Regions from separate parts of the Homo sapiens genome. Here region 2 is linked to region 1. A link is a loop called in an ENCODE intact Hi-C map of the cell type or tissue named here. Cell type or tissue: HCT116. All regions are shown on one strand.

Region 1 (4,000 bases):
GCCTCCCAAGCAGCTGAGACTAAAGATGTTTGCCACCATGACGGGTGCTTTGTTTTGTTTTTGTACAGACGGGGTCTCACTGTGTTGCTCAGGCTGATCTCAAACTCCTGATCCTCCCACCTCAGCCTTCCAAAGTGCTGAGATCACGGGCCTGAGTCACCATGCCCTGCCCCACAAGTCTTCATAAAGCAGCACACCAGGAAAGGAAAAACCAAAGGCAACAATGGAACCAGGTATAGCACCTGGCACGAGGCCTGGCACAGTGCAGTTGCTTCATGAGTATTTATTGAATACATGAACTTGAAAGTCCATTGCTAGCCCTAAAATGCTACACTCTTACGATGAAGCAGTGACACATGCTACACCATGGATGAACCTTGAAAACATTATATTAACCAAAAAAAAAAAAAAAAATGCTAGCCACAAAAGGGCAAATACTGTTTAATTCCGCTTATACGAAATACCTAGAATAGGCTAATTCGTAGAGACAGAAAGTAGCTAGTAGTTGCCAGGGGCTGAAGGGCAAGAGGAATGGGGAGTTATGGTTTAATGGGGAAGAGTTTCAGTCTGGGATGATAGGAAAGTTCTGGAGATGGATGATGGTGATGGTGGCATAACGTTGTGAATGTACTTAATGCCAATGAATTGTACACTTAAAAATGGTCAAAATTGTAAGTTTTGTGTATAATTTAACACAATAAAAAACTGTCAAATGGGGCCAGGCACGGTGGCTCACGCCTGTAATCCCAGCACTTTGGGAGGCCGAGGCGAGTGGATCACTTCAGGTCAGGAGTTCAAGACCAGCCTGGCCAAAATGGTGAAACCCTGTCTCTACTAAAACTACAAAAATTAGCCAGGCATGGTGGCAGGTGCCTGTAATCCCAGCTACTTGAGAGGCTGAGGCAGGAGAATTGCTTGAACCTGGGAGGCAGAAGTTGCAGTGAGCCGAGATCGCGCCATTGCACTCCAGCCTGGGTGACAGAGTGAGACTCTGTCTCAAAAGGAAAACAAAAACAAAAACTGTCAAATGATGTTGGGAGCACTCTGCTCCGGATGGATTTTTTTTTTTAATATTATTCTTTTTAGAGATGGGGTCTCCCCATGTTGCCCAGGCTGATCTCAAACTCCTGGGCTCAAGCAGTCGTCCCACCTCAGCCTCCCAAAGTGCTGGGATTTCAGGTGAGCCACCACGCCTGGCCCCAGGATGGATTTTCTAAAAGATGAAGGGGTACAATGCCATGACTTGTTGTGTTTGAGGGCAGCAGAAACTGGAGAAACGGTGCTGCCAGATCAGGCTTAGAAAAATAAACAACACAACCCAACTTTGCTTCAAACCAAAGAGATTTTAATGGCTCTTGTTTCTTCCCCAGGGCCCTAATAGGGGTGGTCTCGCACATGCTCCATGATTGCCTTCAAGCCAAGCCAGGTCTCCTCGGCTGTGGGCAGGATCTGACGGGCTGGCAAGAGGAAGCCGTAGCGCCCTGTGTCTCTCAGTTCAAAGGCAAATGAGTACTTGATGCCATAATCATAGGACCAGTCAATGCTTCCTCCACTGGCTTGGTCTGAAGTGCAAACGAGAATAAAGTTTGGTTACACGACTACCACTAGCCTTCACGCAATGGAACCTCTATATTAAATTCTACTATCATAGGTAAGCCAGGCCCCTAGGTGTGAACTGTAAGAGGGGGGAGAGTTTAGTAGAGGGTCACATTTATGAAAAAACACAATAATTTGAAAAGCAAAAGGTGTTATTCAGCGGACACTGAACTGAGCCTTCCTTCAGTGCTCTTAGGAGCCCACGCCATCCTAAGTGGCCTCTTCTCCACCTTAGGTAGGCCACACCACTTCCTTCTTTAGAAGGCACAGACATGGTTTTCTCTAGTGGGAGTGGAGGGATTACAAATGCAGTAAGAGATTTGGTCCCTACCCTCAGGGGACTTTGAGCATTAAGGGTGGAGCACTCTCTGCTCTGCTATCAAATTGCAGGTACAGCACCTCTGTGTGGTGGGTTCAGCCAACACAGTAATGTGCACCTGAGATCTGTGTGGCCGCTGATGTGACAGATGAAGAAGGAAGATGGCATTAACTTACAAGTCAGTCATGACTCAGAAAAGCCGAGCAATGGACCGGCCCTGTGGCCCCTCCCAGGAAGGGCAGTTAGAGGTCACAGGAGGACTCGGCTGAGGCACAGATGTCGGAAGCTACCTAGTCCCTAAGAATGGGGCTGGAAAGACCAGGGAGGTTGTACCAGAAAAGAGTAGGGCTAGAGGTTAATATTGTGAATTAATATTGTCAACGCCCATGATTTTTGTCTTTGCCTTCACCCAGCAGAGCAGCTTGGAAATTAATGCCTGGTAAATAATAAATACTAAATGGTTGCTGATTTGAACTGAATCTTCCCTGGACCAAAATTACCAACTCATACCTTTTGGTGTGTCTACATGACACAGCCAATCACACTAAGAGGTCAACTGTAGACAGAATACTGGTCTCAGATAGAATCCCAACCCTACAAATCATTATCTGAGTGACCTAAAGCAAGTCATCTATTTCCAGATGCTTCACCTGTCACATAGGGATGATATTACTACTTGTTTCACAGGGGAGTGAGAATTAAATGGCATAATGGTTGTGATGACACTATTGGCTGTGTCAATGTGCTAGGCACTATGTTAAACTGGTTGTGAATCTCTAGGTAGGTACTAGCATTATTCCCATTTTACAGATGAGGAAACTGAGATTAAGAGATTAAGTGGCAAGGCATCGTGGATCTCTGCCAACACTTTGGGGACCAAGGCAGGAGGATCACTTGAGCCCAGGAGTTTGAGACCAGCCTGGGCAACATAGCGAGACCCTGTCGCTACAAAAAAATTTTTTAAAAAATGAACTAGATGTGGTGGCACATGCCTGTGGTCCCAGCTACTCAGGAGGCTGAGGCGGGAGGGCTGCTGGAGCACAGGAGGTCCAGGCTACAGTGAGCCATGATCCTGTCACTGTATTCCAGCCTGGGCAGCAGAGTGAGACCCTGTCTCTAAAAAACTAAATAAAATAATAAAATAAAAACAGGGATATTAAGTGAAGGAGCTAGGATAATGTATGTAGAATAAGCATTCAATAAATGTCAGTTATGTTTGTAACTATCATTGTCAATAAATGACCAGGATCCAATAAAAAAAAGTTAGGCCACGTTAAGGACTGGAGTTATCTGTGGGAGAGCATTCACCAGGAAACTAACAATCAACGTTTACATAGTGCTGTAGAATTAGGGAACACTTGTATTCCACATAATAGCTTTTGAGCCTCTCAACAACCTATTCCACAGATATAAGAAACCAAGGGAGAATAAGTGACTGGACCATGGCTACTTGGTTCCAAAGTGGCAGTGCTATAACTCAAACCCAGGGCTCTGTACCCAAGCTATGTGGGTTTTTTTGTTTTGTTTTGTTTTTTGGTTTTTGTTTTGCCCCCCTATGCCTCTCTGAGAAAGAATTCAAAGAATAACTAACTTCTGGGCCAGGTGTGGTGGCTCATTCCTATAATCTCAGCACTTAGGGAGGCCAAGGTGGGTGAATCACCTGAGGTTAGGAGTTCAAGACCAGCCCGGCCAACATGGTGAAACCCCATCTCTACTAAAAATACAAAAATTAGCCAGGCATGATGGCATGCACCTGTAATCCCGGCTACTCAGGGGGCTGAGGCAGGAGAACTGCTTGAACCCGGGAGGTGGAGGTTGCAGTGAGCCAAGATCGCCCCATTGCACTCCAGCCTAGTGACAGAGCAAGACTCTGTTTCAAAAAAAAAAAAATTTTTTTTTAAAAAAAGAACAACTTCTGAACCAAACACCTACTGTAGCACAGCTCCTCAAAGCCCTTTCCAGATGGGAAGCTGCCCAGGAAATATCTCACCCACTACAACCATACAGCCATCTCTTGGGTGGAGTGAGGCAGGTGTTCTGCCCAGAGCTGCATACTGACCTGGGGCAGGAAGCAAAAAGTGCTGA
Region 2 (4,000 bases), 67 kb before region 1:
TTAACGCGAGTTGCCCTTTGTTTGCAGCACTGGGCCACAACTAAGTCTTGCTGATAACTTATTTGGGGCTAGAGCCTTAGTTGACCAAGCTTCTTTATGTTCATGATCTCACTTGATCTGGTCAGATGACCTGAAAACAGGACAGAAATGAGCTATTTCTGTTTTAGAGCTAAAGCAGATTGGAGTGGTAAAGGGACTTAATGGCAAAGCTAACAAGTGGTGGAGGTGAGATAAGAACCAGGCATTCTAGTCTGTACCCTTGGGTTCCTTAAGGCCAACTATCAAAACTAAAGGCCAACAGTAATAACACATATGCAGGTTGGGCATGGTGGCTCACACCTGTAAACGCAGCACTTTGGGAGTCCAAGGCAGGAGGGTCGCTGGAGCCCAGGAGTTTGAGACCAGCCTGGGCAACAAAGCAAGGCCCCATCTCTACAAAAAATTAAAATTAAAAAATTAGTCAGGCTTGGTGACGCATGCCCGCAGTCCCATCTACTTAAGCTGAGGCAGGAGGACTGCTTGAGCCCGGGAGTTGGAGGCTAGAGTGAGCTATGATTGAGAGTGAGTTATGATCGTACCACTGTACTCCAGGCTGGGCAACAGAGTGACACCCTATTTCTAAACACACACACACACACACACACACACACACACACACACACAGAGGCACAAAAACACACACATACACAGATATGTTTATGTCTGTGTGTATGCATATGTGTGTAGACAGAAAGAGCATGCAAGTGTTAACAACAGCTAAAAACTCCATTGTACTATTCTTTCAATTTGAAAGATTTTTACAATGATGAAAACTCAAGGACCCCTGAGCATAAGAATGCAAGATACTAAAATCCCAAAAATATAAACCAAAATATTCGCAATGCCTGCTAAGATAGAAGAAGGCAGATTTGGAGTAAATTTTTTCTATCCTCTATTTTTACATTTTGGCAATGTGCTTATACTACTTCAATAAGAACTTTTTTTTTTTTTTTGAGATGGAATTTCTCTCTTCTTGGCCAGGCTGGAGTACAGTGGCGTGATCTCGCCTCACCGCAACCTCTGCCTCCCAGGTTCAAGCGATTCTCCTGCCTCTGCCTCCCGAGTAGCTGGGATTACAGGTATGCACCACCACGCCTGGCTAATTTTTTGTATTTTTAGTAGAAACAGGGTTTCTCCATGTTGGTCAGGCTGGTCTTGAACTCCCAACCTCAGGTGATGCACCCACCTCAGCCCAGAACTTTTAAATGAATAAATAATAGCAAAACCAAAAGCCCTAATGGCTGCTGTGGAGTCTTCCACCCCCGTCAGGAAGAGCGGTGTCCCTCCCCGCCCCACCTGCCACAGATGAGGCAATGCCTAATGACTCACTCATCCCCGAGGCCTAGTTGGCTTGCTTACAACGTTCAGGTTCATAGATTTAAAAATGGGACTGGAAATTGATGTTTGGGGCTCACTTTATTTTTGAGCACCAACTCCATGCGAGGCAATTACAGTTGCGATGTTTTCCAGCTGCACTAGCTGGCCAGGGGCAAAGCTGGGATTGCTGGGTAAGTTAGATGTGGCCGGAGGAGCCCCGGTCCTCTCTGGCCCTTCACAAACACTTCTGGGAAGCTCTAACAAAAGGAATTTGTCTTCTTCCCAGGAAGCTGACCCAAATCTCAACAGCCTACCATGACCAATGTGTGCCAGCCACTGTGTGCCTGGTGCCATCAGCTGTGACGAGCAGCTGCAAGGAAGACAGCAGCCTGCCAGCTGTGAGGACAAGGCAAAGGGTCTCCAAGGATCTGGTGGAAGCCTGAAGTTGGGGTGAAAGTGGAGGACAGGGAGGAGAAATCGGAAAAAGAAAGGACTAGAAGACTCAATTTTCCCTACACAGCCTGGGACACCCACAGGAAGACAGGACCCAGGAGGCTGTCCTTTGTTCCACACAAGAGCTTGGAGGCAAATGGGAAGTCAGCACCAAACTGCAAATAACTTTCCAGACACCCTCACAGCCTTGTGAATGGAGGTGACACCCTCTTTCAAACTGGGAATTCTCAGCCCTCACAGCTGGCCCCACTTCCAGGAACAGGAATCTGCCTTGGCCTGGAAAATGCACCAGCGTTTGCTCCATTCCTGGGGCTGGGGGAAGGGGATGGGTGACGGAAGAATGCGGTCAGGCCACAGGCTGAGGAATGCCTAATGACAGCCCTGTCAGGCTTCTCAGGAAAAAACAACAAAACAAAGAAACCAACCAACTCAGAAGTAAGCCATCTGCCTCCCTGGAAGCCATAACCTGACAGGGAAAGTAATACCTCAGTGTGAATTAATTTACGATGAGTCAAGGAAGGATGGGGGCCCTAAGGGAAGAACAGTCCTCCCGGGTTGGGCAGGGGAGGAGGTAGCAGGGCCCCAGTGCTGAAGCTGAGGCGGAGGAGAGCAGATCTCTCACAGCCGAACTCCAGCCACAGATGCAAAATGGACGCAGCTCATGGAAACAGAGTGGGTTGGGGGCTCTGGGACAGCAGCCGCTGCCTCTCCTCCCACGTTCCTGGCCTTCTCTTCCAGGTCTAACATCTGCAGTAGCAGCTATGTGGCCAGTAGCAACTCCAGTCCTGTGGCACTGGATGTGGGGGGTGGCTGCTGATCTGAAGTTTTCAGAATGGACCCCCTCAGAGGTCAAGGCCAAACCACAAGGCTTCCCTGTCTAAAAGGCAAAGTTAAAGTGCCACACAGACAACAGTGATGACCACTGAGGGGACAGATGCCTTGAGAGTGGAGTCTGAGGGTGCGGGAGCTCAGGTTAAACCCTGATCCTGCCACCAACTCCATCAAATTACTAACATCTCTGTGCCTCAGTTTCCCCATTGTAAAATGGAGGTCATGTTATCACATACTTTATCACATACTTTAAAATGTTCTCATGAGAGCCAGGCGCAGTGGCTGACACCTGTAATCCCAGCACTTTGGGATGCCAAGGCAGATGGATCACTTGAGGCCTCCGGAGTTCAAGACTGGCCTGGCCAACATGGCAAAACCCTGTCTCTACTAAAAATACAAAAATCAGCCAGGCGTGGTGGCGCGCGCCTGTAAGCCCAGCTACTTGGGAAACTGAGGCAGGAGAATTGCTTGAACCCAGGAGGCGGAGGTTGCAGTTAGGGGCGATTGTGCCACTGCACTCCAGCCTGGGCGACAGAGCAAGACTCCATCACACAAACACACACACACACACACACACACCAATGTTCTCATGAGGATTAGAAGGGTTAATACATGCTAAATGCTTAGACTTTTGCCAGGCATGTAGTAAATGCTAGTGAATGTTAGCTATGATGATGAGGAGGAGTGTGACAATGATAAGGAGGGTGATAATAACTTTGGGGTGACTCCAGGGCTCTGTGATGGAGCATTACAAGGCATGACCAGGAAGTCTGGGTTTCTCCAGAGGTAGGATAGCTTCTGTAGGACTTGGAGGGCAGAAAGCCCCCATTAATGGTCATCTGGGGGAGTCAGTCAGCACCTGACTTTCATGGGGCCCAACAGAGGGGCCTGGGTCCTCTTCTTCTGTCCCTACCCCCATGATGCAGGCAGCCTCCATCTCTCTTAGGGTCTTGCCCATCACTGCTGCTGTCTTCCCTGGCTTCTCCTGCAATCTTTCCTGTTGTCTTCTTCTCCTCTCTGGAGCTGCCACTCACCCACAGACCAGCCAACAGCATTTCTACCTTTAAAACTCTGCTATTCAAGCCAGGCATGGTGGTGCACGCCTGCAGTCCCAGCCATTCGGGAGGCTGAGGCAGGAGGATCTCTTGAGCCCAGGCGTTCAAGGCTGCAGTACGCTATGACTGTGCCTGTGAATAGCCACTTTACTCCACCCTGGGCAATATAACAAAACCCCATCTTAAAAAACAAAAACAAACAAACAAAAAAACCTCTCGTGGTTCACGCCTATGATCCCTGCACTTTGGGAGGCTGAGGCAGGTGGATCACTTGAGGCCAGGAGTTTGGGACCAGCCTGGCCAAC

The links. A loop is a pair of places that touch in the nucleus more often than their neighbours do. Peaks named below come from ENCODE experiments on the same cell type or tissue, not always from the same donor. Only the 100,000 strongest peaks of a DNase experiment are listed, where the experiment ranks them.
Region 2: a loop joins it to region 1, with 2.8 times the contacts of the local background. A loop is called at or near these places in 13 of 110 quality-filtered maps.

The regions. Positions count from the first base shown.
Region 1 is chr7:130,287,122-130,291,121 of GRCh38, reverse strand. It overlaps CPA2 (carboxypeptidase A2), which reads right to left. Exons shown (of 11, transcript NM_001869.3): 11 at 1,324-1,562. The coding sequence ends at 1,375. Among named protein-coding and RNA genes, the nearest start is that of CPA4, 4.0 kb to the left of the region's middle. In HCT116, CTCF peaks have their summits at 1,735 and 1,938; DNase peaks (open chromatin) are centred at 161 and 2,061; H3K4me3 peaks cover 1,458 bases; H3K27ac peaks cover 1,616 bases.
Region 2 is chr7:130,354,616-130,358,615 of GRCh38, reverse strand. The region is part of intron 5 of CPA5 (carboxypeptidase A5); the gene reads right to left. Among named protein-coding and RNA genes, the nearest start is that of CPA5, 12 kb to the right of the region's middle. In HCT116, no CTCF peak of the experiment used is centred here; DNase peaks (open chromatin) are centred at 1,355 and 2,235; H3K4me3 peaks cover 1,693 bases; H3K27ac peaks cover 2,114 bases.